6 separate regions of the Mus musculus genome follow, and regions 2, 3, 4, 5 and 6 are each linked to region 1. The links are chromatin loops, found by intact Hi-C in ENCODE. Cell type or tissue: heart. All regions are shown on one strand. Each heading gives the region's core, and the rest is flanking DNA. Links, peaks and the distances in the headings are about the cores only.

Evidence for each region. Peaks named below come from ENCODE experiments on the same cell type or tissue, not always from the same donor. Only the 100,000 strongest peaks of a DNase experiment are listed, where the experiment ranks them.
Region 2: it touches region 1 in a loop (3-fold over the local background); 2 of 42 quality-filtered maps call a loop at or near these places.
Region 3: it touches region 1 in a loop (2.4-fold over the local background); 2 of 42 quality-filtered maps call a loop at or near these places.
Region 4: a loop joins it to region 1, with 3 times the contacts of the local background. A loop is called at or near these places in 19 of 42 quality-filtered maps.
Region 5: it touches region 1 in a loop (2.3-fold over the local background); 3 of 42 quality-filtered maps call a loop at or near these places.
Region 6: a loop joins it to region 1, with 2.0 times the contacts of the local background. A loop is called at or near these places in 2 of 42 quality-filtered maps.

What each region holds. Positions count from the first base shown.
Region 1 is chr2:70,821,736-70,826,908 of GRCm38, forward strand. It overlaps Tlk1 (tousled-like kinase 1), which reads right to left and starts at 3,745. Exons shown (of 20, transcript NM_172664.3): 1 at 3,458-3,745. The coding sequence starts at 3,596. In heart, for the core only: a CTCF peak has its summit at 2,853 (motif pointing left); DNase peaks (open chromatin) are centred at 3,616 and 4,146; H3K4me3 peaks cover 2,785 bases; H3K27ac peaks cover 2,083 bases.
Region 2 is chr2:70,658,333-70,663,505 of GRCm38, forward strand. It overlaps Gorasp2 (golgi reassembly stacking protein 2), which reads left to right and starts at 3,177. Exons shown (of 10, transcript NM_027352.4): 1 at 3,177-3,428. The coding sequence starts at 3,366. In heart, for the core only: a CTCF peak has its summit at 3,117; a DNase peak (open chromatin) is centred at 3,149; H3K4me3 peaks cover 2,725 bases; H3K27ac peaks cover 2,273 bases.
Region 3 is chr2:70,914,429-70,919,601 of GRCm38, forward strand. No RefSeq gene overlaps it. Among named protein-coding and RNA genes, the nearest start is that of Gm39843, 6.1 kb to the right of the region's middle. In heart, for the core only: no CTCF peak of the experiment used is centred there; no DNase peak of the experiment used is centred there; H3K27ac peaks cover 404 bases.
Region 4 is chr2:71,037,388-71,042,560 of GRCm38, forward strand. The region is part of intron 1 of Mettl8 (methyltransferase like 8); the gene reads right to left. Among named protein-coding and RNA genes, the nearest start is that of Mettl8, 16 kb to the right of the region's middle. In heart, for the core only: a CTCF peak has its summit at 2,566 (motif pointing left); a DNase peak (open chromatin) is centred at 2,524; H3K27ac peaks cover 68 bases.
Region 5 is chr2:70,899,955-70,905,127 of GRCm38, forward strand. No RefSeq gene overlaps it. Among named protein-coding and RNA genes, the nearest start is that of Gm39843, 21 kb to the right of the region's middle. In heart, for the core only: no CTCF peak of the experiment used is centred there; no DNase peak of the experiment used is centred there; H3K4me3 peaks cover 704 bases; H3K27ac peaks cover 2,180 bases.
Region 6 is chr2:70,987,279-70,992,451 of GRCm38, forward strand. The region is part of intron 3 of Mettl8 (methyltransferase like 8); the gene reads right to left. Among named protein-coding and RNA genes, the nearest start is that of Mettl8, 66 kb to the right of the region's middle. In heart, for the core only: no CTCF peak of the experiment used is centred there; DNase peaks (open chromatin) are centred at 2,753 and 3,083; H3K4me3 peaks cover 944 bases; H3K27ac peaks cover 3,275 bases.

The DNA.
Region 1 (5,173 bases), core at 412-4,411:
CCATCAGAGTGCTGGGAAGATGTATGCCACCATGTCCAATTGAAACCTTAAATTTCCTAACTCTCCACCCCTTAATAACAGTATTATAGGCGACAAAATGGGTTGGAGCTTACAGGTTCAAAAGATCCAACAGAAACCCTGCTGTGCACTTGTGAGAAATCTTCCAAATTAATAAAATAAACAAAACAAAAACCAAAAAAATTCTGGACTCAGAGCAAAGAAAATAGCCCATCCATGTGTATCTTAAAAATCCTGAAGATTCCAAACCCAGACACTATTGTGGATGCCAACAAGTGCTTGCTGACAGGAGCCTGATGTAGCTGTCTCCTGAGAGGCTCTGCCAGTACCTGGCAAATACAGAAATGGAGGCTCACAGCCATCCATTGAACTGAGCACAGGTTCCACAGTGGAGGAGCTAAAGAAAGGACACAAGAAGCTGAAGGAGTTTGCAGCCCTATAGGAGGAACAACTATATGAACCAACCAGTACCCCCCAGAGCTCCCAGGGACTAAACCAACCAAAGGGTACACATGGAGGAACTCATGTCTCCAGCCGAATATGTAGCAGAGGATGGCCTTGAGGGACATCAATGAGAGGAGAGGCCGTTGGTCTTGTGAAGACTCCATGCCCAAATGTAGGGGAATGCCAGGGCAGGGAAGCAGGAGTGGGTGGGTTAGTGAACAGGGGGAGAGGGGATGGGATAGGGGGTTTTTCTGAGGGGGGATGAGGAAAGGGGATAAAATTTGCAATGTAAATAAAGAAAACATCTAATAAAAAAAATTCCTGAAGATTAGCACACACCTTTAATCTTCCAGATAACTTACAGACAAGTATGGCACATCTTTAACCTCTTTCAAAGTTTAATTTGCTTAAAAGAAGTTCACCCAGGGCTCAAGATATGGCTCCCTGTATCCTTGCTGCTCTTGTAGGGCATTCACATGGCAACTTACAACCTTCTGTTCCATACCAGTTCCAGGGGATCCAAAGACCCTCTTCTGAGCTCCTCAGCACTAGGCATGCATATGGTATGTACATAAGTGCAGACAAAAGAGTTCACAAACATACATGTACCTAAACATCATCTGAACTTAACTTCTTTTCTGTGATTGCAAGTTAATTTGGCTCAGGTTTTCAAGAAACAAAGTTTAGACTCGTCCTGATACAGTCACTCAATGTTTCCAATCAAATCCCACCAGCATTTCCTATGTTTCTTACTAGCCCTCCCTTGAAATCAAAAGGTTCTTAAATTTAATCAGTTTATGCAGCGTATTAACATATATACCTTCAAAAGGTACTAAACACCTGTAACAAAAAAGGGGACTCTACTCAATGATAAACTTCTCCATCTTGATCCTTGGGGGGCTTCCAACAGATAATTTTATCATTCCTCTGGCAATGGTAAAATTTAAAGACATGGTGCCAAGCCTCAAAATGAATAGGGGTGGAGGACGGTTAACAGTTTTAATTTACATGGTTAATAAAAAATAAATGACCTAATAATTATGAGGGCTGGGGTGTAGCCCTGTAATACAGCAGTGGTCCACTATAAGACTCAAGGGGAAAGGAGAAAAGGATGGAAACTTTGTTGTCAAGTGTAACTCACAAGACTATATCCCAGAATTTCAAGTATTAACTAAGACTCACTATTTTAGGTTAACAACAAAAAACAAAACCCATTTAAAAAAAAAAAAAAAAAAAAAAGCTGCTGAGGGAGGGGAGCAGGATTTCTGGTTATTTGGAAGTTTGAATTAAGTTATTCCAACCATTCAGAACATTTCATCATCAGGAAGGGTGCAGAACGGCACACCTAAGACGGTCAGCTAGGGCTGACCTTCCTTAGAAACTCCATCTGAATTTGGTGCCTGCCAAATTCCCAGGACTGATAACAGAAGTCAACTGTTAAACCAACACCATGTATTCAGCAGATTATCACATACGGGTCCTGGCTCATAGTAATGGCTCAATAAACACTTGAGAAATCAATGAGGAATTATTTTTCAAAGGTATAGTACTCTAGAAACCACGATAATCTTTCAAAACTCATACTACCATTAGACATCGTAATGAAACTACAAAGTGGAAACAAGCAAGCTACAAGCACCAACTGCCCTATTTACAACACACACTTTAAATTTTAAACTTACAAATTTTCAAGCTTATACATGTACATAAACTTTCAAGAACAGAAGGAAAAACTCAGATTATTAATTTAAGTCATTCAATAAATAAGCTCTTATTTCTTTTAATGAAAAATCAGTGTCAGGGTGAGATGAAAGGGGAAAATGTCTGTCAACGTATTCGGCATGTTTAATGGATGCCATAAATCAAATCTTCCCATGAATTTTCTAGAGCATATTCACGTCAATCTTTGAGCCTATTGTCACTTTCACACATGCTCACGGGAACAAAATGACAAAGAATGCTATGCCTCAACCACTGGATCCGGGCAAGAAACATTTGATTAGCAATTACCAAAGCTATGGATAATAAATATAGACATATTTTCAAAATACAATAATCCGAACGACTCATAAACCGAAGCTCTGAATTTCTTTACAAGGCTTACTAGACTGCTGGACTTTCAAACGTTTTCTTCTTTTTTTTAAAGGTGCTGATAATCTCCTTGTGCGAGACAACCGGGAGCGAACAGCCCATTTACCGATTGCTAACGAATACGACTTCGCATTTTCCAGACAAAAGGGCGTTAAAAGAGATCCGATGCAAATTTATTCTTCCCTGGTAAAGGAGTGTTCTCCCGAATTCCATTTTATGGAGTATACTTAAAGTTAAAGGCAGCAAGTTCATTTTTTAGTCAAAAGCACTAGGTGCCTTACTAGCTGTGTGACTGCTACATCTGGTGGCAGAACACTTGCATGCAAGGAGCCAGAAAACTTAGAAAACAATTGTAACCGATCTCAGTGCGTGTTTTGCAGAAACCTTCAAGCAGGAATTTCCACCAAAAAAAAAAAAAAAAAAGCCCACCACCCTTGGGCAGAAAGGAACACGAGCGTACTTGCAACCCACGAGCATAACGTTCAAACATGCAGGAGCCGATGGCGAAGGAAGGAAAGTTGCAACCATCTGGGGGGGGGGGGGGGGTGGCACGAGCAGCCTTGCCCACGAGTCGGTCTGCCGTTGGGATCGCTCTAGGGGCCGCGATGGGGATCCGACTCGGATCCGAGGCAGCCCAGAGCATGCGGGAGGCGGGCGAGGGGCATCTTAACCGGTCCCGGCGGCCCGGCTTGCGGCGCGGGGACCGCCTCTATGGGAGGAGTGCGGGCTAGGGGAGGGGGCTCGCGCGCCGAGGCTGCACCGCGAGGGCAAACCCACCCGAGCCCCGAGGCCAGGAGGCTCAGGGAGCCAGGGCAGGCCTCCCGCCCGCGAACCGCCACCCCCCACCCCAGCCCGGGGTCCGCGCGGGCCGAGGGAGCCCGCGGGAGGGCGCGGCGGCGCTTACCTTCCCTGGGCCTCCCGGATGGCGGCGTGTGATTCAGCAGGGACCTGGCCGCCGCCGCCGAGCCCGGGGTTGGAGACGTGGAGAGCCGGGACCAAGATGGCGGCCCCTCCAAACTTCCACTGCTACTTTGGACACTCATCAAGCTACTTTCTGGGAGCCCGACTCCCCCCCTGCGACGGCGGCGGCACCGGCACCCGCCTCCGTCATGGCGGGGGCCGCGCTGAGGGCGAGCGCGGGCGCGAGGGCTGGGAGGGGAGCGCCGCGCCGCCGAGGGAGCGCGCCGGGCGGAGGGCGGGCGGGGAGGGTAGCGCCGAGGGGAGGCGAGTGGCCGGGGCCGCGGGGCCGGGGCCGGAGCGCGGGCGGAGCGCGGGCCGCGCCGACCGAGGCCACTTCCGCGGGCGGAACCTGCCGGCACCTCTGCAGTGCGTCGGGCCCCGGCGTCGCCCGGGCGGTGGCGGGCGGTGGGTGGCGGCTGAGGCGGCGGGGTAACCTCTGCATCAGTTACGGGCGGCGGCGGCGGCGGCGTCACGCGCCGCCAATGCAAACACTATCGCGAGGCTCCTGCGCCTCCGGTAGCAGCGGCGGCGGCGGCGGCCGCGGGGCCGGCAGGGGGGAGGGGGGAGGGCCCTGCCCGGGCGGGGCGAGGGCGGGGAGGGCGCGAGCGCGCTGGGAGGCGCGGGGCCCGCGGCGCGGCGCGGAGCGGCGAGTCGCGTGCGCGGAGCCGGCCGGAGGGAGGCGCGCCCCCGCTGCCACCTGCCTCCCCCTCGCCGCGGCGCGCCTGCTCCGAAGCGCGCCCCACACCCAGCCTGCCCGAGACGCCTCTGCTCTCGCCTGGCTCCGGAGTCTCAAAATGGAACTGAAAAGTTGAGAGTTGCTTCTTGCCCTTCAGGAGAAAAAGAAGAAAGAGAAGAAGGAGAAGAAGGAGAAAGAAAGAAAGAAAGAAAGAAAGAAAGAAAGAAAGAAAGAAAGAAAGAAAGAAAGAAAGAAAGAAAGAAAGAAAGAAAGAAAAAGAAAGAAAGAGCAGTGTGCACTTATCCATCTGCAAAACAGGAGTAGTCACGGAATTAAAAAAAAAAGAACCTAAGAAAATAAAACTTTCCTTAAAACAATCTACCAAAAGAATTGAGAAACCCTACCGGTGGGGTAGCCTGAGTGTGTGGTATAGCTGTTTGTTCTTTGTTTTCACAGAAGTGGAAAATCTAAATAGAAAATGTTGACTACTGAATTCACAGTAAAAAACACAAAAAACAAAAAAACTATAGTGTTCATCTTGAAGAAGGTATAGTTTCTAGAAATTTCCAGTTTCTGGTGCCGCTGTTGAGTATTGACGACGAATTCCCAAAACAAATTACAGCATTTGCTAAAATTTATAGATAGAGCATAGCTTTCTGCACACCCACGTACACACACCAGCGATTGGCCATCTTGTTCATAAAAGAGCAAGTCTGGTAGTCCAGGAAAAATACGACAAGGTTACTGCTCTCTTTAAACCAAATTGAATAGAACACTAAAATGATTATGCTATAGAGCAACTGTGCAGGCATAAGGAAATGACATGATTACCAGGGGGACCAAAATGTCATTTCTATTTTTTATTTTTATGACTTTGCATTTCTCATCGTAATGTTTTCTTCAGATAAACTGTACTCCCAGAATAGAGCCTTGGTTGTCAGCTATGCCAGAAGTCACTGGGGTGTTCCTGTGCTTCAGATTCTT
Region 2 (5,173 bases), core at 1,174-5,173, 160 kb before region 1:
TACATCCCTCAGCCCTCAAAAGCTGGATTCTTAGCCCAACTGAAAGGCAAGCCTATGGTGATGGCTGAGATGTTACCAGAAACTAAGGAGCTAACTGTTCCAAGAGCACACAACGAGAAGAGAGCTAGTGTGAATTTCTGGGGTATGAACTTTTGAGAAGTGCAGGAATTGTATGAATTAAGTCATGCATGAGTTAAGTCAAGCTAAAACGTGTTTGTCAGAGAGGAGATCATCTCTGTTTCTGCTCACTTGGATGTCCCTCTTACCATGGAGTTGATTTGTGCTGCTGCTGCTGCTGCTGCTGCTGCTGATTCCCTCAGTCATATCAGAGCTAGAGTTTCCAAGCTGTCATCATGGACAAGGGACCAGCAGCTCTCCAGGAATCTTCTGCGCTTCTGGCAGCAGATTGGAACGACTGAGGCACCCTGACTTGTGGATTGAGTAACCACTGGTTGTCAACTCGAAGAGAGAAACAGCCACTGTGGGGCTACTTGACGCATTCAGCCCCAAGGATCAAGTGACTACCGAGTTTTCAGCTCTCAGGTGTGATTCTTCTCTTGTTACTATTTTAAGCTGACAGATTAAATTTACATATACTATTTTACATATACTATTTAGATTTATATATACTATTTTATATACTATTTAGATTTATATATACTCTTTTGACACATTTATATATGTGTGTATATCCAAATTTATACACAAACACACCCATATATACATTTATACATATATATACATACATACATACATATGTGTTTCTCTGTGTCTCTGTCTTCTGTCTCTCTCTCTCTCTCTCTCTCTCTCTCGTGTGTGTGTGTCACTGTGTACTCTGGTCTCACTTTCTAACTTATTTCCTTAAGACAGGGTCTCTAGGAACCTGGCACTAGGCTGGTAGCCAGCAAGTCCCCAAGCTCTTTCTGTGTCTACCTCCCCAGTTCTGGGGCTACAGACTCCTGCAGCAATGGGTTGGCTTTTTATGTGCATTCTGGAGATCTGAACTTGAGTCTTTGTGTTTGCCCAGTGAATGACTTCACCCTGAGCCATCTCCCAACCCCTAAGCTAAAACTTTGGCATCTGAACATATCAGTACCATGAAGGAGATTATTAACTGCCCAGCAGGATAAGATGATTATCAACAAATCTAGTTCTTATATTTATTGTCTTGTATTAAATATTGATTCTTTGCATTAGCTGCCAGGCACTCCAGTACATACCAGCAACATGCAACCAACTCTGCTGCACTCCCTGCTCTTGAGAAGTCATGTGACCACACCTTTCATTTATTTAACTATGGACTCGTGGGGTCTTTGAAAGATACTATAATTGGCTTATTAGCAGCAAAGAGAGACGTGGTAATTTATTTTCAATTTTTAAACAAAAATTGTTATAAAAAGGCAGGTCCTTGAGCAGTATAGAATACATAAGAACCCAAGATAAATACATAGTTACCACTCAGAAGTCCATAGTATAGCCCCTTCTCTTATCATCCCAGACAGTCCTATGTGGAGGAATGCACTAATGTATACTTTATTTTTAAAAAATCATTTTATATGCCTATAGGCTCAGTCTGTCTTCTAACTAGCTCCCTACCTCAGTAATTATCTTCCTTTTCATTAAAAGAAATAGTCTTCTCCTAAATCTAATATTCTAGCAACCATATTCAAGTTTCTCCAATTGCACCAAAAATGCCATTTACAAGCCAGGCACAGTGGCATATCTCAGCTACTCAGAAGGCTGAGGCAGGAGAGTCACTGGGAATCAGGGATTTAAGACTAGTCAGGAGAACACAGCAAGATCCCAGCTCTCTCTCTCTCTCTCTCTCTCTCTCTCTCTCTCTCTCTCTCTCTGTGTGTGTGTGTGTGTGTGTGTGTGTGTGTGTGTGTGTCTACACTGAGGCTGGAAGAGGGTGCTAGATCCCTTCGAGCTGAAGCTATAAGCATTATAGACAGTCTATTGTCGGTGCTGGGATCTGAATTCCCATTGACATGACTGAGCAGCCAACACTTTTAACCCGTAAGCCTCCTTCCTCTTCAGCCCTAGGAATTTTTTCAGATTGGCCTTCTGTTAGCTTTTTGTCAATGACAAAAAAACGACTTAAAGGAGAAAGAAAGATTTGTTTGGCTTGTAGTTTCAGTCCATAGCTGTTGGCTCCATTATTTTGGCAAAGCTGTTCATCTCGGGGCAGCTGTGAGGCAAAGAGAGAAAGTAAGCGGCAGGGTTCTACTCCCTACTTTAAGGACAGACTCCAACTTCCTTCTACAAGGTCCATCCCTTCAAGGTTCCTCCACCTCCACAGGCTAGGGACTATGAAACCTCTGGGCTTCACTCCAGATCCCAATGCAAGCTCTTCCTGGTATTTCTTAGTTTTGTCTATGGGTATCTCTTTCAGTCCAGTCTTCTTAATTTCATATGATTCTGATTCCATATGGCGAACTGGTCAGCTGTCGGGAAGAAAGGTCCCCGTACTGTATTCCCCTGGCTCTTTAGAGCACCACTCATTTGCTCCTCTACCTATCCTTTAAACTAGACTATCTAACTGGTGGCGTGTTGGGTTAACTATGAAAAACCATTTGGGACTAGAATACTTCAGAACCCTTAATAATAGCTCACACTGCAAAACACCAAAGACAGTCAACACCTGGATGGGACACCATTACTGAAAGTCAAACTATAGCATGGGGAGGAGACGGGGCAGGGAACACTGAGAGGGGTGCAGTGGGGCAACAGGCAAAATTCCAAGGAAATCCAACCCCTGCCCCTCGCTCCTGCGTAGCTCCGTAGTGTTCTATCAGGACGAGAAGAAAAACAACAAAACAGTAACCGCTTTTATTTCAGGGAACACTGCTCTTTATAAACGTGAGCTGAGAATACCTGATATTCCAACCCCAGAAAGGCACTGTGAACTATCCTCAGGTATACAATCTTATTAAACAAGACCTAAAACAAAGCAAGCGCCAGGCGTGCTCGGCATCTGCTCCCTTCCTCTCTGGCCTCTGGTCACCAGGAGGCGCTGCGACCAAATACCCTTCTGCGAAGGTAGAAACGCGCCGAGATAAGTCTTGTCTGCTCCGGGGCCCCGTAGCGAGCCGTCGCGTTCCGGGCTGTCTTTCCGCTTTCTCGCGCTCCCTGCCTCCGCCCGCTGCGCTCTTCCGATCGTTCCCTCCGGCTCCCGTCAGGGGGCGCTGTCTGCGGCGTGGCAGCGGCCGTGGCTGCCGGGCGACGATCTCCCGGCGGGCTGTGCGGCCCGGCTCGGGCTGCTGCAAGTGCCACGTCCCAAGAGCTACGCGGAGTCGCCAAGCGGGCGGTGCGCGAGGCGGAGCAGCGCTGAGCCGGCCGGGTCGTACGGATCGCCCGCCGCCATGGGCTCCTCGCAGAGCGTCGAGATCCCGGGCGGCGGCACCGAGGGCTACCACGTTTTGCGGGTAAGGCCCGGGGGGACGCCGGGGCGGCCAGGCCCGAGTCCGCGGAGCACCCTGGGCGCGGCTGCCGGCGACGTGGCCCGGGACCCACCACCCTGGCTCCTGGCCCTCCGCACGGCCTCGCCGCGCACTGGCCTGAGCTTCAGAGTTAGGAAGAGCAAGGGGCGCCGCCTCCAGAAGGAGCCGGAACCCGTACCTGTGTTCTCGGGGAGGGTGACGGAGCCACAGGCTAAGCGGAGATGTCACGACCGGTGTCGGTTCATCTCGGCTACCCCTGGATGCTTGCAAGGGCCACCTGGACAGGGAAAGGAGCACGAACGGCCTCGGGCTAGATTTGACAGACTTAAATTTAGTTGATTTTTGATAGGACTTTTCCGTTCCGGGTCGCTCCTGACCCTTCCAGATCTCTCCAACATTTCCTGGAGGAGAGGAACTTCCGTTCTTCTTTCTAAGATGAAATAGTCGGGGAGATTGAGGTTTAGGTCCGCGGAGGAGAGTTTCCAAAATAGCCAGGCTTGATGAGGAAACGCAGCGCCAGACACCAGGGGTCAAAGACACATCCGCCTGTGAACGGTCCTTTCCTCGTGGAACCAGGAATGTGGTGACACCTGTGTGAGTGCTAACATGGGCTGTGAACAGAGTGGCCTCAGTCTGCATCGCCATTTAGGGACAATCTTCTCTGAGAGTGTGCTTGCTTACCTTCATTTTCTGCCCTGGGTCGCATGTTCTGAATGAGATAACGTTTTAAAATAGCCCAGATACCTGAACGATAGGACTGTGATTGGTCACCTGGTTGTCGGGATTGTGGTTGTCTCTCCATTCCACTCAAAAGAGACTTTTGAAGCCCTTGTTTTTCCAGGGTGTTTCTTCATATGCCATATTACTTTCCTATTTCCTTCAGCTAACCAAACTCCTAAATCCCACACTAATAGGAAACACAGGAGAAAGAACTGCTTCATCCCGGGTTCGTAGGAAAATTAATGGCGATGCTTTTTCATCTGGTCTGATTCTGAGTTGACTCATGTGAGGTGTATTATCCTGTTACTTGCAGATTCTGAGTGTGGCCATGAACCCTTAGGGAGCTGCAGTATTTTTATTATAATAAACACCCAGGGAAACCTAGTAAGACACATTAGTGTTAATGAGTAGGAAAAAAAAATAGTCTTTAGGGTCTTAGATGGATCTTCATGTCAACAGAACTTCAGTTTAATGAGCTCATTCCTATGGAAGACAGTTGAAGTATGTCGTCTTCATAGGTGTGCTTCGGAGGATTTCTGAGTGCACACATAGTTAGTACAGGTGTGTTATTACTCTCTTCCTTGAGCTTTAGAAATAGTAGGGGCAGCCCCAGTTACCAGTCTGCATCTGGAGCACAAATGTTACAAAATATGAAATCATTGTATAGAGGGTATAAACCAAGGGAGCTTTAGTGATTATGTCATGAAAGCAAATGTTTTTAAGTTTTTAACCCTCTCTCTCCCTGATTTTGCCACTCATTGCCTTACCTCTGTTTTCAGAGAGAAAAAAAGAGTTCTCTCCCTCCTATCCGTTGCTTCCTAAGGCATGGTGGTACGTCCCACTACAGACCCCGATCTTGTGAGCCAATGTGTCTATAGCAGGAAACTTTTGAGATAAACTCACCCATGTTTGAACTGATGTAATTTCACTTTCTGTGGTAACTACCAGTTTGCTGGCCGTTCACTTGTTAGTGGTAAAAACACTATTTGCTCTTCTGATGCCCGTATCTG
Region 3 (5,173 bases), core at 617-4,616, 93 kb after region 1:
TAGCAAATATTCTAGATGGAAATATGTACGGCATACATATGTAGCACGCATCCTTTCTACTGTTATGGATTTCTTTGTACATACAAAGGACCATGTTGTCTAAGTTATGAACTGAGATTATGACTCATACGAATCCTGCTGCATTCGTCAGGGTCCTGGCAACAGATGGCATGCTGAAACTGTGAAACCGGGTAGTTTTAATAAAACGACTGTTTGCAAAGTTGCAGGCAGGTTAGAAAAACCAATAAAGGCTAGTGCTGGTAGAGCATCCAGGGTTTGTGCTATTTAAAACATAACTGATTTAAAGAATGCTCTTTAAGAAAAAGGATACAAAAATTACTGATGGAAAAAGTAGGTACAAAAATAAATTCAGGATGAGGAAGAAAGCATAACAGAGTTAAACTCATCAAACATCACAAAATCTAAATGTCACTATCATATAACTACCAGTCACATCTCTACTGGCTTCTTTCTAGCTTTGTGTGTGTGTGGGTTATACATGTGTGTGTGGTATGCATGTGTGCAACTGTGCGGTATGCATGTGTGTGAGTGTGGGGTATGCATGTGTGTGTGAGTGTGGGGTATGCATGTATATATGTGAGAGTGTGTGATTTGCATGTGTATGAGTGTATGGTATGTGTGTGAGTATGGGGTATGCGTGTGTATGTTTGTGAGTGTGTTGGGGGTATGCATGTGAGTGTGGGTATGTGTGTGTGTGATTGTATGGTATACATGTGTGTGAGTTTGGTGTTTGCATGTATGTGTATTGCTATTCATATGTGCAAGAGGGAGGTTGCATGTATGTGATTTTGTGCACATGGAGGACAGAGGACAGACACCGGATGGCCTGTTTTATCACTCTGTAGTAATTTTTTGGGACAGGGTCCCGCTGATGCTGAAGCTAGGCTGGCACCTAGGAAATCTCAGAGAAGAATCCTCCTGAAGACTTCTCCTGTCTGTCTCCCTGAGGCCTTGGTTACAGATACACATGGCCACACTCAGTGTACTGCATGGGTGCTAGGGTCCAAACTTGCATCCTTGTACTTATCCAGCAAATTTTCTTACCCACCAAACCATCTCTCCAGCACACTATTTTTTCCCCTCTTTGATCATATGAGATTAACATTTTTTTTTCATGACAGGATTTCTCTGTATAGCCCTGGCTGTCCTGATACTCACTTTGTAGATCAGGCTGGCCTCGAACACAAAAATCTGCCTGCCTCTGCCTCCTGAGTGCTAGGACTAAAGGCGTGTGCCACCACGCCCGGCCGAGATTGACATTTTTGTAGTAGAAAGAATGGAAAGCTAAACTTTTCTTTCACGTATAGAAATCTGACATAATTCATTTTAGAGGTACACAACTTTGACATTTTAATATGACATGGTCACCCACAAAGTTCAGGCTCAAACACCATGCAGCCCAATTGCCAAAACATGCAAATAAATAGATTGCAAAATCAATCGAAACATTCTAAGTAAGTTTAAGGTTTTGTGTTGGGGCACGTTCATAGTTATCCTCGGCTGAACAGGACCGTGGCTCCAGGACAGTCTGTTTCGGGTATATTTTCTATTCAGTGGGCCCACGGATGTCTCCCCACAAGGGAAGGAAGGCACTGCAGTAGTTCGGCTGGAAAATAGCTCCATACTCTTTTTTGTTTTGGGTTTGTTTGGTTTTTTTGTTTTGTTTTGTTTTATTTTTTTGTTTTTTGTTTTTGTCTTTTAAAGATTGAGGTATTTCACAAAGCTAAGGACACACTCCATCCATCTTCCACGTGCAGGAGCTGTTCCTTCACTTCCTTACCATCAAGTACTCGGTGTCTTGCTCACTTCAGGACACAATTGAAGTTCCTTTTTTTTCAGCCCCATCCCTTCTCACCTTCTGCCTTCATCCCTCATCACATACCAGTAATGCTCAGCTGCTTCCAGTTCTGGGACATGGCATCCTCAGTCCCCAGCCTTTGCATGGGATATTCTCTATGCTTAGAATACGCTCCCCAGCTTCTCCTCCTGGGAAACTGGCTTCCTGCCTTCAGTGGCAGACAAGATCCCACTCCCCTGCAAAGGCTTTCCCCTTTGCCACAAAGATGCGATTGATTGTAGGTGAGGCTCCTCAGTAGCCTGCAGAGTTTCTGAAAACCATGAACTTCTCAGCCTTCTATGCTGTGAGCCCTGCAAAGAGCCTGGCACACAAGTAGCCACTCTTTAAGTGCATGGTTTGGTTTTGTTTAAACAAGTTGCCACTACCTGCACCAGAATTGCCTAGAATAATGATTGTTTTGACTCAGCCTCCCAAGTACTGGAACTATAGGACTATTCCAACATGCCTGGTCAATAAATGGGCTTTAAAGACAATCATAGAGCAATTGTTACATGCCTAAGCTTGAGCTAAAATCCTGTCTCATTTTGTACCGATGGAAATCTATGAAGCACAATATTATTATTCTCTGTGTGTACATGTGTGTGTATGTTTATGTATGTGTGTATGTGTGTATGAATGTGTGTCTGTATGCATGTATGTGTATGTGTATGGTGGGTGTATGTGTGCGTGTGAATGTATGTGGTAGGTGTATGTGTGCATGTGAATGTGTGTGGTGGGTGTATGTGTGCGTGTGAATGTGTGTGTTGGTATGTATGTGTGTCTGTATGCATGTGTGTGTATGTGTATGGTGGGTGTATGTGTGTGTGTGAATGTATGTGGGGGGTATGTATGTGTGTCTGTATGCATGTGTGTGTATGTGTATGGTGAGTGTATGTGTGCGTGTGAATGTATGTGGTGGGTGTATGTGTGTGCATGGATATGCTTGTGTGAAACACAGAGGGCAACCTGAGGTGCTATTCCTTAGAAACCTTGCCTCTTGTTCTTTGAGACAGAGTCTTTCATTGGCCTGTACTTCACCATAGGCTAGGCTGGATGGTCAGTGAGCCCCCAGGGACATCCTGTCCCCACCTCCCTAGCTTTGGCCATTTCCTCCCTTTGTGGCTGACCTCCAAGGTCCAGCTATCAAAGTATTGAAGTCCAGCAGTCAAAAGCTCCCTTTTGGCTGCCCTAATCAGCATGCTCAATGAAAACTAAGCGCCTGGTCCTAACATGAGGAGGGCGATTCTCCTTTCCCTTTATAAACTGCCATTTGCCAATGGGCCACATCTGTCTCCTCTCTATCCAGAGGCAATATTTGTCCCTCCAGGGCAAATACCCCCCTCTCTCCTCCCTTGTTCCTTTTCCCTTCTCACTCCCTCATCCTCTATCTCCTGTCATTGTCTCTTATTCCCTGCCCTCTGTCCCTTTGGGGCAGGTAAATTTCCTTTGTGCTGAGACTGGTCTTGAGGTGTTTCATGATGACTTCAGAGTCCTTTCAGGGACACCTCTGCAGATTTTTCTTGACTAAAACCAATGTCCACCTCATCGTCTGCCCCACTCCCTGACCTCATGGCACACACTACCTCTCGGGTTTATTATTATTTTTTATCCGTTTTTTGGAGATCAAACTCATATCTTCATGCTTGCAAGGAAAGCACTTTACGGACCATGTTATCTCCCCGGACTGTTAATATCCTGATCCCTGTAGAGGACTAAATATGCTACCCCAAAATACATCACTTCAACATATGGCTTATTTTAACTTACAAAACAATGCACAGGCAGAAAGGCTCTGTGTCTGCCTCCCTGTTTTCCTAAAAGTAGGACATACGTTTCCATGTGTGCCTCTGTGTTCCCTGACAACTCCAAGGTAACTTGAGAATCACCAAGAGGAATCAATTTAACAAACTTTACTAAAAGAGCTCTATTTTCCATGAGTCTCCTCCCCTCACCATGTACTTACCCCCCACAGTTTGCCACCCCTAAAAGCCTTGGCTGTTTCTCTACAAATCCACTGCCTTTTGTTAATTCTCTAAAATCCTCTGATTCTAACCATTTCTACAGTTAGCTATCTCTGAGTTTCTCTCCTAAGTCAAGGGCACCTCCAATTTGCAAAGTCTATCTTTTGTAAGTCAATTTCCAGGCCCCCCAGTGAAGAACGTGGAAGAGAAAATGGTTTTTTGGTTTTAAACTCCCCTATAGTGTGCAGATGGAGAAAGTCAATAAGTTTAAATTATTTGCCCATAGCTGTTTCAGTTCAGTTCTGTCTGATTCAAAAAGCTGTTTACTGGACCCAGCATCCTTTGTCCTTCTGCAGCAGTTAGCAACTGCCTATGGTAGGGCTGATCCAACTTCTGAATAGACAGCTCTGGCTTCTCTGAGGGATTACAGCTCCTTTCATGCTTCTGCCCTATCCACGCCCACTGACATTGTTCATTTCAAGGTCATAGGTGCTTGGTTCAGTCAAACCCAATGGCTACTTTAATCTTTTTCTTTAAACACTCAACATAGTCTCTGTTCCCTCTCCTCCCCTGTCATTAGAGCTCTGATCTTTCTTCTACCTCTACACACTGAACTTCCTCAGAGAAGGCCTTGGACCAGCCTCTCTCCTCTGCCCACCGAGTGCCCTTGCTGATCTCCTGCAGTCCTGTGAAGTTAGTGGGGATGAATCCACACACTGTTTATGACAGGTCCTCCAGCCTGGATGTCTGTATGTACTCAGATGCCCAAGTCACCACTCAGTATGACTACATGTCCGGCCAGTGTGTCCTCTAATTCCATGGGCAACTCTGTTTCTTCCCTGAGAGATGGTTTTGTCCTACTACTGTGTGACAACCTATTTCAAATAGTAATGGTTCACAGAGCCAGACAGGGTATCATGTGACTAACTTATTTCCATTTTTGTTTTGTTTTCCTTTTTTTTGAGACAGTGTTTCTCTATGTAGCCCCGATTATCCTGGAACTTGCTCTGTAGACCAGGCTGGCTTCGAACTCAGAGATCTGCCTGCCTCTGCCTTCTGAGTGCTGGGATTAAAGATATGCCACCAGTGCCCAGGTTGGACTGATATATTTGGGCTTCGTATTTCAGATCTCAGCCAGGAAGAAGCCAATTTGAAAGTGAAATTCCCCACCCCATCCATCTGTTTGAACTCCAGCATGTGATTGCGAAGATTGGGGAAACTTTAGGAGCCTTATTGGAAGAAGCGGGTCACTAAGGGTAAGCCTTGAGGTTTTAAAGACAGGCTCTACTTCCTGTCTGCTTTATGCTTCCTACGGCTCCTGCTCAGTCTGTCTGTCTGTCTGTCTGCCTGCCTG
Region 4 (5,173 bases), core at 339-4,338, 220 kb after region 1:
CACCTGCCTCTGCCTCCTGAGTGCTGGGATTAAAGGCGTGCGCCACCACTTTTATTACCAAACATAAGGAATGCTTAGAAAACAACTAGGAATGATGACCTCAGTAAAAATATGCTGATGTCCTGAAGTGCCATTGGGAAATGTTTACCCCACTGACCGCACGCCTTTGGAGATTTCTGTACCCTGAGGCTGAGTGCCCTTGTTGGTTACAAAATGGGTGCAGCAGTTCCAGCTCTCACACTGACACGGCGCCTCCCGAGAAAGAAAAGGACCACTTCTTTCTTCCGTCCCTTTTTAGGAATGAGGAACTTTCTCACACCCTCCCCCCAAGACCCACACTCTCAGGTTTCACAGGAACTGAGTCACAAATGATCCCCAAGCCACTCTTAGGTGAAAGAATGGGTTCTGTGAGCCACTAAGAGCTCAGGTTCTCATGTGGTCCCCAAAGGCCTCCACTTACCCACGAAGGATCTTCAGAGGTCAGGGAGTTTTTAGTTTTTGTTTTGTTTTTTGTTTTTTTTTTTCAAGACAGGGTTTCTCTGTATAGCCCTGGCTGTCCTGGAACTCACTCTGTAGACCAGGCTGGCCTCGAACTCAGAAATCCGCCTGCCACTGCCTCCCGAGTGCTGGGATTAAAGGTGTGCGCCACCACACCCGGCTAAGGTTGTTTTTGTTTTTGTTTTTATCATAATAACATTAATATGCTGTTTACCTTTTGCTAATTGCCGTAGTCCATTGATGGTGTACAGATAATATGGCCATAGTGACAGCAGGCTGGCCTCAACCAAAGCAGAGGCAACAAATCACACTGAGAGCCACTGTCTCCTTCACTAACTGTATACTCTCAGGGGAGCCAGATACTCACACATCTCTTTAATGAAGCCATAAAAAGTGTCTTCCTGGAGCACAATTTTTACTTTATCATTTTCCAAAAAAATAATCAAAGTATGCCTGTCAGGAAAATAACAGACACCATACATTGTCTTTGATAGAATTCAAGCATTTAGGCAAATAAATAAATAAAATAAAATTCTAGTAAACGTGTGTCAACCAGTGGGAGGTAGCAGCTTTCTAGTACTTGTGCATTGCTATGCTAAGGGTAAAATACTTTTTATTTTTGAACAATTAAATCTGTCAACATTTGGAGGACCAACTAATTGATGAACTAATATTTTCCATAATATTAAGACGAAAAACCACACTCAGGGTGGAAAAAGCTTTGCTCCACCTACAAAACAAATCAATAACTCTGTCGGATTATTTCCAGATTTGGGGGGAGAGGGGTCTCTATGTAGCCCAGGCTGGCCTGGAACTCTCTGTGTAGCTCAGGCTGGTGTTGAACTCTCAGAAGTTGGCTTAGGCCTCTGGCTCTGGCTCCATAGTGCGGGGATTAAATGTACGCACCACCATACCAACACATGATAGAAAATTTTATTTTTAGAAAGATGTTCTGTAAAATAATCAGAATATGTTAAATATTTGTCACAGCACTGTTTGTACATATGCTGGAAAGTATAAATAGTTATTTTTATAAAAGTGCTGATTAAATTATTAAATGCATATCTATAGAGAGGAAAACCAAGCATCCATGCAAAACGCTGCCAAAACCTTAAACTTATTAATATAGAAAAACATTGTCTGAGTAGGGGAGAGAAGAAGGAACAAAGCCTTATGAATGGTCTCCTCTGCTGGACCTCGCACACACATATGCTTGCGCGCACGCGCAGGTACTGTCTAGGATGATGGACCTTAACTCAGGCTCACAGATGAGCTCAATGAGCCTTGAAATGTTCCTTCCTGGGTTTGCTTGTTTGTTGGACTGTTTGTTTTGAGATAGGGTCTTAGGTAACCCAGGCTGGCCTCAAAATTGCAATGTAGCAAAGGCTGGTTTTGAACTCATCCTCCTGTCTCCGCCTCTCAAAGAACAACAACAAAAATATTCTCGAAATACCTTTTTACGTACAGAACAATTATTTTTAAAATTACAAAGTATACAAGTTCTGTATAATAACCATGAGTGGAGAGAAGGAGGGGGAAGCAGTTAGCCCGGGCACTAGGTGGCATTCTCTCTAGAAAGGTTTCTGAAGCCCCATTAGGATGTCAAATTCCAGTGATCTAGAAACTTCTCCTATTCACCAACCATAGCAGGCATTTGCCACCTTGCCTTTTTGTTTTTCCTTCAAAATTATACACACAAAACTATACACAAAATTATTATATATCAAATAGGGATAGTTAACGCTTTATATCATTAAACGCTTCCCATGACATTGTAGCTACAGTCCCTGTGTTTGGTTGGTTGGTACCAGGCATGGGACACCTGCCTGCATCCCGCTTGCTCCTCCCTCCCCTCCTGTGCTCTACTGACCACAGCTCTACACGGCCACTTGGCATTATAGCGTTTTCTCTCCTCATTTAGCAACTGTGGTTCTGATGCACCACGCTCGGTTCATTTCTAGTACTTGTTAATCATCAGACTGCAAACACAGATGGCCCTAGTCAGGTCTGCCCAGTCTTGCAAGGAAGCGGAAGCCAGCCCCGGGAAAGCTCTCCCGCCCTCTGCTGGGCATCTCCAGAGAGACAACTTCCCAATCACAGGCATTTTATTTGCCTTTTGGTTTTCAGTGAGGAATTTGGGAACTGGTTCTTGGAACTGCTTGCTGAAAAAGACAATTCCTGACTAAAACATTGCTTTCGTTCTTCATACCAAACAGAAATATCAAATTGAAGCTGCTCGGTGAATATATTCCATCAGAGACATTGTGGGACTTGGTGTACTAACTTAGAGTAGTAATAAGAAAGCATCATAAAGAAACCAAGCATGGCGTACCACACTGATAACCACAGGATTCCAGCGGCTGAAGAAGGATCCTGAGCTCCAGGCCAGCCAGGGCTACATAGTTGAGCCTTGGCCTCAAAAATTAAAAAAAAAAAAAAAAAGGAAAAAGGGCTGATAAGATGGCTCATCAGGAAAAGGGCCTGGCCTCACATGCCTGGCACTGAGTTCCAGCTCACACCTGCACTTGGATGGTAAAGGAAGGAAGTCTGCTGCAAGTTCAAGGCCAGCCTGGACTACAAAGGTGAGTTTCACACCAGTCAGTGCCACATACCTGAGATACTGAGTCAAAAACCAAAACAAAAAAATAGGACACCTTGCCAGGTATGGTGGCGCACATCTTTAATCCTAGCACTTGGGAGGCAGAGGCAGGCAGATCTCTGAGATGGAGGCCAGCCTGGTCGACAGAGTGGGTTTCAGGACAGCCAGGGCTACACAGAGAGACCCTGTTTCAAAAAGCAAAGAAACAAGCAAACAGCAAAACAGCAAATCCAAAATCAAACGAACAAGCAAACAAACAACCAGGATCTTAATCAGAAATATGCTAAAACCCAAAACGTCAACTTCAGGATCTTATTGCAGCCGTCTATGCGCTTAGAAAGAAGCCCCTGCCAGGCTCGTGGCTTTGGCATCGCTCAGTCACTGCCTCTTGCAAAGCAGGAAACTAAAGTTAAGAACTTTCACACTGGAGAGATGGCTCAGAGGTAAGGTGCACTTATTCTTGCAGATGATATGAGTTCAGTTCCCAGCACCTACATGGTGGCTTACAGCATCCATAACTCCAGTTCTAGGGGATCTAAGACCTTCCTGTCACCAACCTAGGCTCTAGGCACACACATGGTACGCAGACATACATGCAAGTACAACACTCATATACATTTTTAAAAAGGGAGGGGTTCTTAAGTTCTGGCCTTGCTTTCTCATGAATCTTTACAGTCTTGCTGTTTCCTCCTTTAAGAATACAGCATTGGGGATACCGCTCTGTTGACATGCTAACCCCAAAACCGATATGCAGAAGAGCAAGGCAGTGAGATTCAGCTGTAACCACAAAGATGCCCTAAGCTAAAGAACAAGGTGGTGATGGTAAACAGAATCTGTATATATTACCACACACTGCTCTAAATCGTTTCATCCTGCTATCATCTCACTTAGACCTCGAAGTAACTTATTTAAACTTTATATAACTGCTCCACAAGTTTAAATAACAGTCTAGAACCGCTCTACAGATAGATATACAGAGTTCCTGCTCACGTGCCAGAGCTTCCCCTGTTCGGCTCTTGAATCATCCTGGTGCATTTGTTACCACTGACAACAGTAGAATACATTATTATAAACTTCTTCATACTTCAGTCCAGTTTCCTTCCTTCTTCCCACCCCCACCCTCAGGTCCTTTTTCTCTCCCAGAATCCCAGCTGGGATGCCACATTACAACTGGCTGCCATGTCTTCCGGGTCTGTTTCTTAAAAGTGAGACTTGTATTTCGAGGACCCTGTGTTTTGAGGCGTGGGTATTTTGCAGAATGTCATTGGTGGACATTTATCATTTTTTCTTAGGACTACAGTAAGGGTATGAGGTTTGCTGGGGACTGTTTGGGGCTGGGGAGTGAACCCAGGCCTTAACACATACTAGGTACAATGACACATCCCACCGGAGGCACTGCTGTCAATATGGCTGTCACAGCTGATAACCGTGATTGCCGGCTGAAGCAGTCAGATGAGTTCCTTTACTGTGGTGTCACTCCCCCTCCATTCCCCACTTGTACTGTTTTTTTAAAAGAAACCTCTATGGTTTGCACTCACATTAATGCTGGTGTCAGCTTCGGTCGGAGAAGTTTCTTTTTGCACAGTCAGAGGGCAGCTCAGGCCCTTAACGGGTCAACGTGCTGAGAATAAATGACTGCTGAATGTCCAGTCATAGTGGGACTCCCAGGGCTGGTGACATGGCTCGGCAGAAAGGCGCTTGCTGTGTATGCCTGGTGACCTCAGTTTGATCCCTGGATCACACACAAAGGTGAAAAAGGAAACCCAACTCCACCAAGTTGTTTTCTAACCGCCACGTCACTTCCATTTTAATAATCAATATAATATTTAAGTGGGAGAGTTGAATCCCACTCCACCGCCACCATTAAGGCTCAGGAAAACTGCAGAGTAAGGGATGGACAGATTTTAAGAGCCTGAAGTTACTGGGAGCGGTGTGGTATGCTGAACTTAGGCACAACATGGCAACTGCAGCTTTGAACTCACAGTAGCTGGGATTATCTGCACAACATGTGCACAACATCAGCCTGGTCAACGCTGTGTCACGGGAGGGGAGGGGCTCACAGGACCCCACACTCTT
Region 5 (5,173 bases), core at 519-4,518, 78 kb after region 1:
CATAGTTCCCAGGGTATCAGCCTCTACACAGTAATGTGCACTTAATGAGAATTTCAAGGAATGCTCCTTAATATGGAAGAGGTGCTGTCTATAAGGTGATGACTGCAGTTATTGCAGGCAAACATTGAGAGTTCAGCTGTTGTGTTAAAAATAAAAGGTTGGGTTCCATCTCTGAGTTTCTCATAGATTAGATTACATTCACAGTGACGAATCACACACATTCTGGAAGCTCTCCTTCTGAGTATAACTGTTTAATTCTGTTCTTTTTGCTTTTTAAAATCTAGGTTCAGATTTTGTGTGTGTGTGTTTTGTTTTGTTTTGTTTTGTCTTGTTTTGTTTCACAAGACAGTATCTCACTCTATGGCCAAGGCTGGCTTGGAGCTAAATAGCCCGAGGCAGCCTTGAGTGGGAGACCCTCCTGCACTGGCCTCCTGGGTGCTGGGATTACCGGGTGGGCTATGGCTTTGGGACTTGGATTCAGCTCATGTGTGTGGCTTGTGGTTTTTATGCTGCGCTCCCGGAGACATGGATTATACACTTGAGGCTGAGCTCAGAGCAGATGATAAACCCTGGTTGTGGTGGGCTGCAGGAGACGGAGGAAGAAACCCAGGAAGAGGGACAATTCATTTCCTTCTTTTCAACAGACTTAACTTAAAATCAGTTTTAGATTCACAGAATTGCACGAGGCTTTCGGGGGGACTCCCATTATGCCTCACACCTCAAGATCCTCCAGGACATTTGCTGAAATTAATGACGGGCACAGTCTATTATTCACTGGAGTGCAATTTAGGTTTCCTCTCCTGTCCGCTCTGTGCTGCAGGATCTCCTATTACCTTTAACTGGAACAGGCTGCGACAGCTCTCTGACATTATTTAGGATGCTCTTCCAAGGAGGAATGCTCCTCCAGCGGAATTTGCTTGATGTTTTCCTCATGATTCAACTAGGGTTAGGGGCAAGGGGCAGGAGGACCCCAGAGGCAAAGCATGGTCCTCTGGAGATTGCATTAAGGGCATAACGTTACTGTACATCGTCTAGGACTCACTACCACACACATTTGGGGGGAGCCACTCCCCCCCCTCCCCAGACCTTAGGCATCATTGTCCACGTCTCATATAATCTTGATTTGCTTTCTCTTTCAATTAGCCATTTTATTATTTCCGACTGAGCTTGGAGATCAAATAGAAGTGGATGTTCTTTAATGCAAGCAGGGCCTTCTGGTCCAGAACCAAGGAGGCTCCTCACGGAAGCCACTGGCGCTCATCGCTCCCCTGACAAATCAGATCGCCTCCTACTAGTGAGATGATTCTTATGCCAGAGTACACACCAGGTGAATACTGACAGGAGAAGACAAGGAAAATCGACACTTTCGACAATCACATGGTCCAGTACATTTTTAGACAGCTTTAGTTTGGCTAAATATAGTTGTAATCTATTTCTGTTGCTAAGCATTGCCATTTTTATTAGGTGAGGTACTTGGTTTGAAAATGCAGAGTCCAGATCTCATCGAGAACTGCCTGGATGAGAAGACTCGAGGCGTCGGTGACTCTGGTAGGTCTGAGCTTGCCTGAGCCGCCCTTTCTAAAGAAGCAATGGAATACGCTGCCTTATCACGTAGCCTACTTTACTTCGTCACCATCTCTGTGTCTTGTGCACACATCGTTTCTGTCAGCCCCACGGAGCTGAGCTATGACTGTGGCTGCTCGCCTGTGGCTGTCTACAGTCACGTGCTGCTGCGGGTGACAATCAAACAAATGGTTCACTCAGAAGAGCGAGGGCAATCTGCAGGAGAGAGAAGTGAAAATTATACCAGACCCTCCTTTATGAGGAGACTCTAGCACTACATCAGACAGCCCTCTGCAGTCTCTGGTTGCTGAGAGTTGTGGCAGGTGATACGGGCAAGTTTATGTAGGAAATTCTTTTCTGGCAGTTGAAGAAAAGCAGAGTGGCTGTCTTGTCTCACCGTGGCTCATGAATACGTGCCTTTTGAAACAGATCCGGACTAAACATACCAGTCAAACTTCTTATTTCCCAGTCGGACACCAAAAATGGGTCACTTGAATAGAACATGTATGTTTGTATAGAATATGGGGTGTAAGGTAGAGGGGTTCACCATTTATGTATGGTCCACCACGAAGCATCGTTTTTGAGTAGTTGGGCTTTTTTGAGATGTCTGTGCAACTCACATTGAAGGATACAATAAAATGTAGGTGCACAATCAGACCCATTTGTGTGTCTTATGTCTGTAGCTATGTTCAGGCTGCTGTGGCAGAATGGGGTAATTACAAGGAAGCTTAAAATTCTTACCAGTGTCTTACTGGGTTCAATATCATAGCCTGGGTGGCTTAAAAGTGTGTTTTGTTTTGTTTTGTTTTTTCAGAGCTCTGCAAACAGAAAGCTCCAGGTGCGTGCATGTGGCTGATTCCTGGTCAAAGCTCTTTCGTTTGGTTATAGGTGATTGTCCCCCACTGTGTTCTCATGTGGCAGAAGGTTACAGCTAGCTCTCTGATACCTGATATCACATAAGAGCCCTAATTCCATCATGAAGCTACCTGACCTCATTTGACCAACGGCCTCCCCAAGTTTACCTCCAGTGACTATCACCTTGAAGGCTATAAAACTTCATTCTAGAAAAAGGCTGAAAATTTTGAATCATCACATGAAAACATTTATAACCCAATGAATTAAAATTCAATCTCTATAACTAAAAAAGTACAAAAATAAATCTGAATACACATGCACTCATATGTGCACAGGTACAGGTACTAATGCTAAGGATATTCAAATAACTATTGTTACTGTGTTAGACATAAAAAAAAAGCTAAATCAAATTTCTAAAGATTAAGGACTTTAAAAGCTGAGGAGAAAGTTACAGTGATGAGATTTGTGTGTGTGTATTCAGATTTAGTTTTGTACTTTTTAAGATTTGTGGTGGTTTGAACAGGAATGGCCCCCATAGATTAATGTTTGAATGCTTGGTTCATAGAGAGTGGCACTATTAGGAGACGTGACCTTGTTGGAGGAAGTGTGTCCCTGTCAGGGTAGGCTTTGAAGTCTCTTAAATGCTCAAGCTCTGCCTAGTGTGGAACGAAGTCTGATCTTGACGCCTGGGGATCGAGATGTAGAACTCTCAGCTCCTTCTCCAGCCCCATGCCTTCCCGCGGGCTGCCATGCTTTCCACCATGACGATAATGCACGAAACCTCTGAAACTGTAAGCCAGCCACGATTAAATGTCCTTTATAAGAACTGCTGTGGTCATGATGTCTCTTCATGGAGTAAAATCCCAACTAAGACAGAGTTCATGGCAAAAGATTGTGAACTTGAAGACAAAGCAGTAAATCTGACTATATAAATATATAAGGCAACAGATCTAAATAAATCTAAAATTAAATCCCAGAAGGAAAAACTTTCTACAGATGAATTAAAGTCCGACTGTGAACTGTATCGTGACCTCAGAGATAAATAGACGTGCCACCGGTGTCCTACGGGTGTGGGAAGGACACACAAACCATCTGAAGAGATTGAAATAGTTCAGCTTTGCTGAAAACCCAAAACAAATGGGTAGAAGAAACACGGGGAAGCCTAAGCGCAAAGTCTCCTGAGGAAAACCCCACAGAACCATATCAGAGTCAAAGAGCTCAAAAAAAAAAAAATCAGTGATGAAGATAAAACGTTGAAAAGCAGCCAGGAAAAGCAGGCAGAAGAGCAAAGACAGGGTTTGCCACGCATTCCTCCTGAGAAATTACAGGAGGCTGAGACGACGGAGTGGCATCTTTAAGCTATTGGAAGAAAAATAAACTGTCATCTAGATATTTAATCCAGTGAAAATATCTCCCAAGGATAAAGGTGCATCAACAGAGTTTCCTGATATATAAAAGATGGAAGAATGCATCACGAACAGACCTAACGTACAAGAAACAGAAAAGGAAAAAAAAAAAAAAAAAAGAAGAAATTCAGGCAGGAGGAAAATATCACCAGATGGAAATATGGATCTAGACAAGAATGGAGCAGGATGAAAAGGGGTAACGCTGTGGGGAAATATGGAAGGCTGTTTTGTTCTTAAAATCTCAGAGTCTTTATAACGTTAAAAGATAATTGATGGTTTAAGTATAAATACCACTGTATTCTGAGTGTTATTATAGGAGATGCCTAAGTAAAACATTGGAAACAATAGCATTGATGCCAGGAGGAAGAAATGGAGGACAGCCTCACCAGACTCTTAGACTATGTGACTAAGGGTAGGCTAGGTATACATTAATATTTTCCAATTTTTAAAAATTATCTTTTATTGGTTACTTTGGAATCTCATATGGTGCACCTCAATTGTGCTTAGCTCCCAATCCTTTACATGTCTGCATCCTATTCTGACCTCCCTTCCCACCCACCCTCCCCCAAAATTAAAATGGAGAAAGGAGAAAAAGGAAAAAAAAACCACCAAGTCCATTTTGGATTGTTAGTACACTTACTGGAGCATGGTCAAATTCCTATTGGCCAGCCCCCCCAGGGAGAATGAATCTTTCTCTGCCTGCTTTCTTGCCAGAAGCCATCAGCTGAAGAGAGCAGTACCAAAGTGAGCTGGGGTCAGCTCTCATGCACCCACGCCACCATGCTGTGGGCCAGCACCCAAGGACATTAACATGGCTTCAGGCAGCTGCTCAGACCACAAACATCCGAGTGGGTTTGGGTGGGAATACAGGCCATAGGTCTCAACATGGCCTGAGGTGGCTGCACATGGGATCGTCCCCTGAGACAGCAATGCCTGAGGACATTGTGGTGATTCGAACAGGATTGGCCCCATAGACTCATGTGTTTGAGTGCTTGGCCCACGGGGAGTGGCATTATTAGGAGGTGTGGTGTTGTTGTAGAAAGTGCAACCATATGGGTTTTGAGGTTTTTCTCTGCTCAAGCTCTGCCCAGTGTGGAGTTTAGTCTCCTGGCTGCCTGAAGAAGACAGTCTCCTGCTGCCTTGAGGATCAAGAGGTAGAACTCTCAGATCCTTCTCCAGCATCATGTCTACCTGCACACTGCCATGCTTTCTGCCATGATCATGGACTAAACCCCTGAAACTGACAGCCAGCCCCCAATTAACTGCTTTCCCTTAAAAGAGTAGCCTTGGTCACGGTATCTCTTCGTAGCAGTAAAACCCTAAGACAGACATCATAGCATCAGGCAGCA
Region 6 (5,173 bases), core at 702-4,701, 170 kb after region 1:
AGATAGACAACAAGAAATTCAATGTCAAAGGGCTTAAGATTTTTTTCCCCCCAGACATAGCCAGAAAGGGCAGGCAGCATCAGGACCTAGATTAAGTCGGTCAGACTCCAGAGCCCTCGGACCATGGCCATCACATAGCACCGTCACCTTAATACAAAGTTAACATGTGTTCCCTCAAAAATACCCCCAAAGATAATCTGTTTTTCTGATTCTTATTTTCCTCTCAATTACAAAGCACCAAGTTGAAACCAGTCTAAGTTTTAATAAGTATAGGAGTGTTGTAAAAATAATGCTGGCTGGAGTTAGCCTTCATAAAGAGAGATAAGTACAGAATCAATTAGACCAAGTTCTTTCTGTGAGATCCAATGCAAGCTATATGAGCCTACGGGATGAATCCATGGTTAGCAACAGAACCATAAAATGCTCTAAGAGTACAGGTTGGTTTGTTGGGTAGTCACTAGGCAGGATCAGCACCCGTGGCTGGAGTGTGTTCCCCCACCCAACAGTGTCTTCCACCAATGCTGGCAACCCTGTAGTTCTGAGGGTGTTTCCATGACCTTACAGAAGCGCACCTGACTTCATCATAATTACGGAGACAGGAAACACCTCCAGTGTAGGATTGAATTTCTGGAATTGAAAGCATGCCTGTAATGGCAGGGAACAACAGGTGCCACTCTCTGACCACGACAAAGACTTCAGGCTCACTTTGCCGCTAACTGCCACAGCTTCAGGCCAGGAACCACAGTCTATGCAGCGTAGGGAAAGCTGGGCTGCCTCGACTTTAACAGGCGTCTAAGTGACGGATTTTCCTTGGAGGAACACCTTTTTCTTATGTGATCCTAGGTTGCTAGCTGTCCAGAGTAAACTGGTCTATGCTAGTGACAATGAAAGGGATAGAGCAATTGGTTTCAGCCTAGTTTAGTGAGGGGAGATCTCAATTCTTCACTTATTATGTTCTAGACTGCTGAGCAGAACAGAGACATAGCACACTAGCCACGCTTACATGCTCACAAGCCCACAGATCATCAGAATTACCCTGAACACCATAACTGAAAACCCAAATCAAGCCATTTAGGTATCTGGAATATATGATGTGATAATATGAATTATGAAAATTTATTCTAAGTTGCTATGTAACAAAAAGTAATTTAAAGTTATTTTTGCACATCAATTACGCAAATACCTGAACTTTCAAAGTTGGAAATTTCCACATGTCACTGAAGGAAGTTCACTGTCTAATAAAAGAAAACTCTTAAAATTATAAAATTAAAAGTGTAATTCTAAGAGCACTGCATGAAACTTTTAGCAGCCAGAGTCATCTTAGAGGCAGCTATATTTATCAGCACAGGGTGTTTAACTATTCTGTTTTTCTTTCCCTTCATATAGAACATTCTCTTCAGTGGTAAGGTATTCACAACACAAGGATACATTCTTTCATCATCTGCCTAATGTAGCTAACCTACCCTAGGTAGGACTTCATTTACAAAGATATTTTAAAGTGCATACAGCAGCTGCTGTTGTAAGTTTTAAAAAACCTTTACATTTGCTGTACGACCAGCTGACATATAGCACACTGGAGATCTTTTTAAGGAGATTATAAAATATAATCATGTTTACTCAAGAAACACTGATTATATCTTTTTTATTTCTCTGGGTTAACCTGGTTTTAAAAGAAATATGAGCTATAATAAAATTGAAAAGTAATTAGGAAAAGAAAACATGGAATTAAAAGTCATTAGTCTGGGCAATCTAATTGAAGGAAATATTGCTAACTGGAGCCTGGGTGCTATACATTCTCATTATGCAAACGAGGCTGGGTCATTCAACAGCAAAAAGTGATTATCTGTCATGTAGGCGATCTTATTTTCAGATTGTGAGTGTGTTTTTCTAACTTCTGTTCTCACCAACAGCTCTGACAATAGGTGAAAAGTGGGAGAAGGAAGAGTGACATACAGGGAGCAGAAGAAATGTGACAGGGTTGGCTAGCTGGAAGAATAAGCAGTGTTCCTCCCAGGGGCTTAATAAAGGAGATAGGATCAATAGCAGTGTGCCTGCTCTGCAGACTTTGTGATGCCAGAGCGCTGGCTCTTTCAAACACTCAGGGACTCTCTTAGATAAGGAAAGCTGGTGTAGAGGTCAAAGCTTCTGTCGGGTTCTCACTAAGTCTGGAAGCAGAGCAGAACGATCTATTTACCTTGACCCATACTGACTCATCAGAGGGATAACGCAGCGAATGAGAAGCCTCACCCAAGACTTGAGTGGGGTCTGCGATCCTAGCAGAGACTGCTGTGTGGCTGTCCCTGAGACATGCTGCCATTCACTGATGTTCCTCAGACCACAGTTTCCTTCCTTGTTACCCACTGGGAGCTTAGCCCTCTCTGCACTCACCACCTTGCTTTAAATACAAGATATCCTCCGTATAACTCAAGTCTTTTCCTGCAGTGGTCCCCTGACACCGTGGCGCCCGGTGCACTGAGTGGCGGGATGCAGAGGTGACCCAGAACAAATCTCTATTTCTTTGAGTCATTCTGAAATGGAATCTTTAGTTCTTTATCTTCACAGTAGCCAGAAGAAACACTTAGAAAGGGCTGTCATAGCAATGGCAAAGCAGGCACCTCAGAGTGGTGCCAGCACCTCCTTGCTCCTGTCTTTCCTCTTCTATGGAGTGGCCCGTCACCACCTTTCTATTTTGGTCCCACTGTGGTTCTGTGGGAACCGTCCTTTTCCTTTACTGCGGTTTCTGAGGCTCTAAAATAACCTCCTCATTAGCTGCGCTCAAGTTCATTGTTAGCTCAAATAGGACAAAGTGGGCGGCCATGCACAGAGAACTTTAACATGATCAGCCCTGCTCTATTTAAGTTCGGAACACAAACATTCAAAAGGGAGTTTTAAAAATCCCTGCCTTTTCATATTATTAGGATAATGTGCAGATAATAGCATGAATGAGTTTTCATTTCCTGGAAGTAAATTAAAACAACTGACAATGTGGAACATCGTTCAGGCTGGAAGCTCTGCTGTATTCAGGAGGCCACTAGCAGAAGCTTGAGTAATGTGGAAAATATGTCCACGCAGCTGCTGGCAAAGAAGTGAAGTTATACTTCCTCAGAAGCAGTGACAGAGTTCCTGTGAGGGAATGTGGTGCTGGCCGATGGAAGGCAGCACTGGCCATGGGATGAGTCCTCAAGTCCAGCCTCAACACTCCCTGGCTGTATTCCACCCCAGGTCTGTCTGGCTAGAGCCCATAGAAATAGAGTCATTCCACTGGGGTCAGGGGCTCGTCTTTCCTGTCCACCCAAGGATACACTGATGCTGATGGTGAAGAACTACCACTAAGGAATAACAAGCAAGGCCAGAGGAATCGATAGGCCACCAATGACTCCAGAGAGCAGGATTGGTTGCACTGGCTCCTTTGCCAGCTAAAGGCTGAGGGCTGTCCCATTCTCTTAGCCTTCCCAGATACCTTTGCTTCAGATTTCAGCAGCTGCAAGCTAACATCATTTCAACTGTGCTTCTCCTGATGTTCACTCTGCGCCTTACAGGGAGGAGTACGAGCATTTTTCCCTGGGGAGTTTCTGCATATCTGGTCAATCTAGCACTAGAATTCTAGCTTTGGAAGAATCTTCCAATATACTGCCTGATAGGTATTTAGTCTTTTGATTTGTTTGTTTTATTTTTATTTGTTTTTGTTTTTCAAGACATGATTTCTCTGTGCAACTCTGGCTGTCCTGGAACTCATTCTGTAGACCAGGCTGGCCTCGAACTCAGAGATCCACCTGCCTCTGCCTCCCGAGTGCTGGGATTAAAGGATTGTGCCACCACTGCCCAGATATTTATGTGACATTTACAGTCTCCTTTGGACCAAATAGCTCAAAAGCAACCACAGAGAATATGTCAACAAGTGAACAAATCCGTGTCCTAATAAAACTTTATAAAACATGGTGCAGGCTAGGGAAATGGCTCAGTGGACAAGGTGCTGGCTGTGCAAGAATTCAACTCCTCTGAACTCACAGAAGAGGTATGACAGCTGGATGTCATCCCAGCACCAGAGAGGCAGAGAATGGAGAGCCCAGCGGCAAACTTGCTAGCTGGACTAGTCATAATAATCCCAGCGGTGAGGAGGCAGGGTAGGTGGGTCCTGAGACTCCCTGGCAGCCAGCCCAGCCTCCTTGATGGGGCCTAGGCCAGTGAAAAACCCTGCCTGACCCCCTCCCCACAAAAGGTGACTAGTAACTAAGGAATAGCACTCCAGGTTGACCCCTGCTCTCCACATGCATATGCACACATGTGCACTCGTGTACACATGAACATACCTACACACACACACACACCAAAAGGAGAGAGCACAGATGTCCTAAAGTAAAAGGTCATTTTAAGGAAAATAAGGTAGAAAATGGTATACAGTGAGGACAGCTGTTAGGCAAAGTGACTAGGAGTCACTCACTGTGAAGGACACTGACCACTTCTAAACATTTTCTTTTTCTGTGTGACATTTTTAAAATTGTGGTAAAAGCACATAAAATGGAGCATCTTAGTCATTCTTAAGTGCATGCTCCCACGGCGTTAGGTCTGTTCACGCTGTTGTGAAGCAGACCTCTGGACTCTCCATAATGCAAACTCTAACTCGAACCCCACTACATAACTCCAACTCTCCACTCAACCATCCCTTGGCAATCACCATCATGCAGCACATTTCATTATCATTTATGTACGGGAGCTACAGGCCCTGGAAAATGGCTGCTCATGCCTCGTCCTCGGAACATCGGATACTGGGCACTATTCCTCAGGTGTTAGCACTGAACTGTTCTTTTCTCTAAGGCTAAACTTACGTGTCTTTTCATCCATTCATTCAACAGGGCATCATTTACTAGTGCTGCTTGTCTTATAACACTTGTGGTTTGATTATGTTTCTCTCTTGCCTAACATAGAGATTGCTGATATGAACATGGAACTCATATTACCTCTTTGAGAGTGTGCTTTGAATCTTTTGGGATCTATCTTTAAAGTGAATTGATGTATTATAGGGAGTGCTACTTTTAAAAAATTTTAAAAGATTCATTTTATTTGTACACGAGCTTGCCTGAGTAGATGTAAGTGCTCCTCATGCCTGCCTGTTATCTATGGAGGTTAGACGAGGGTACTGCATTCCGGTACAGGAGTTACAGGCAGTCGGTAG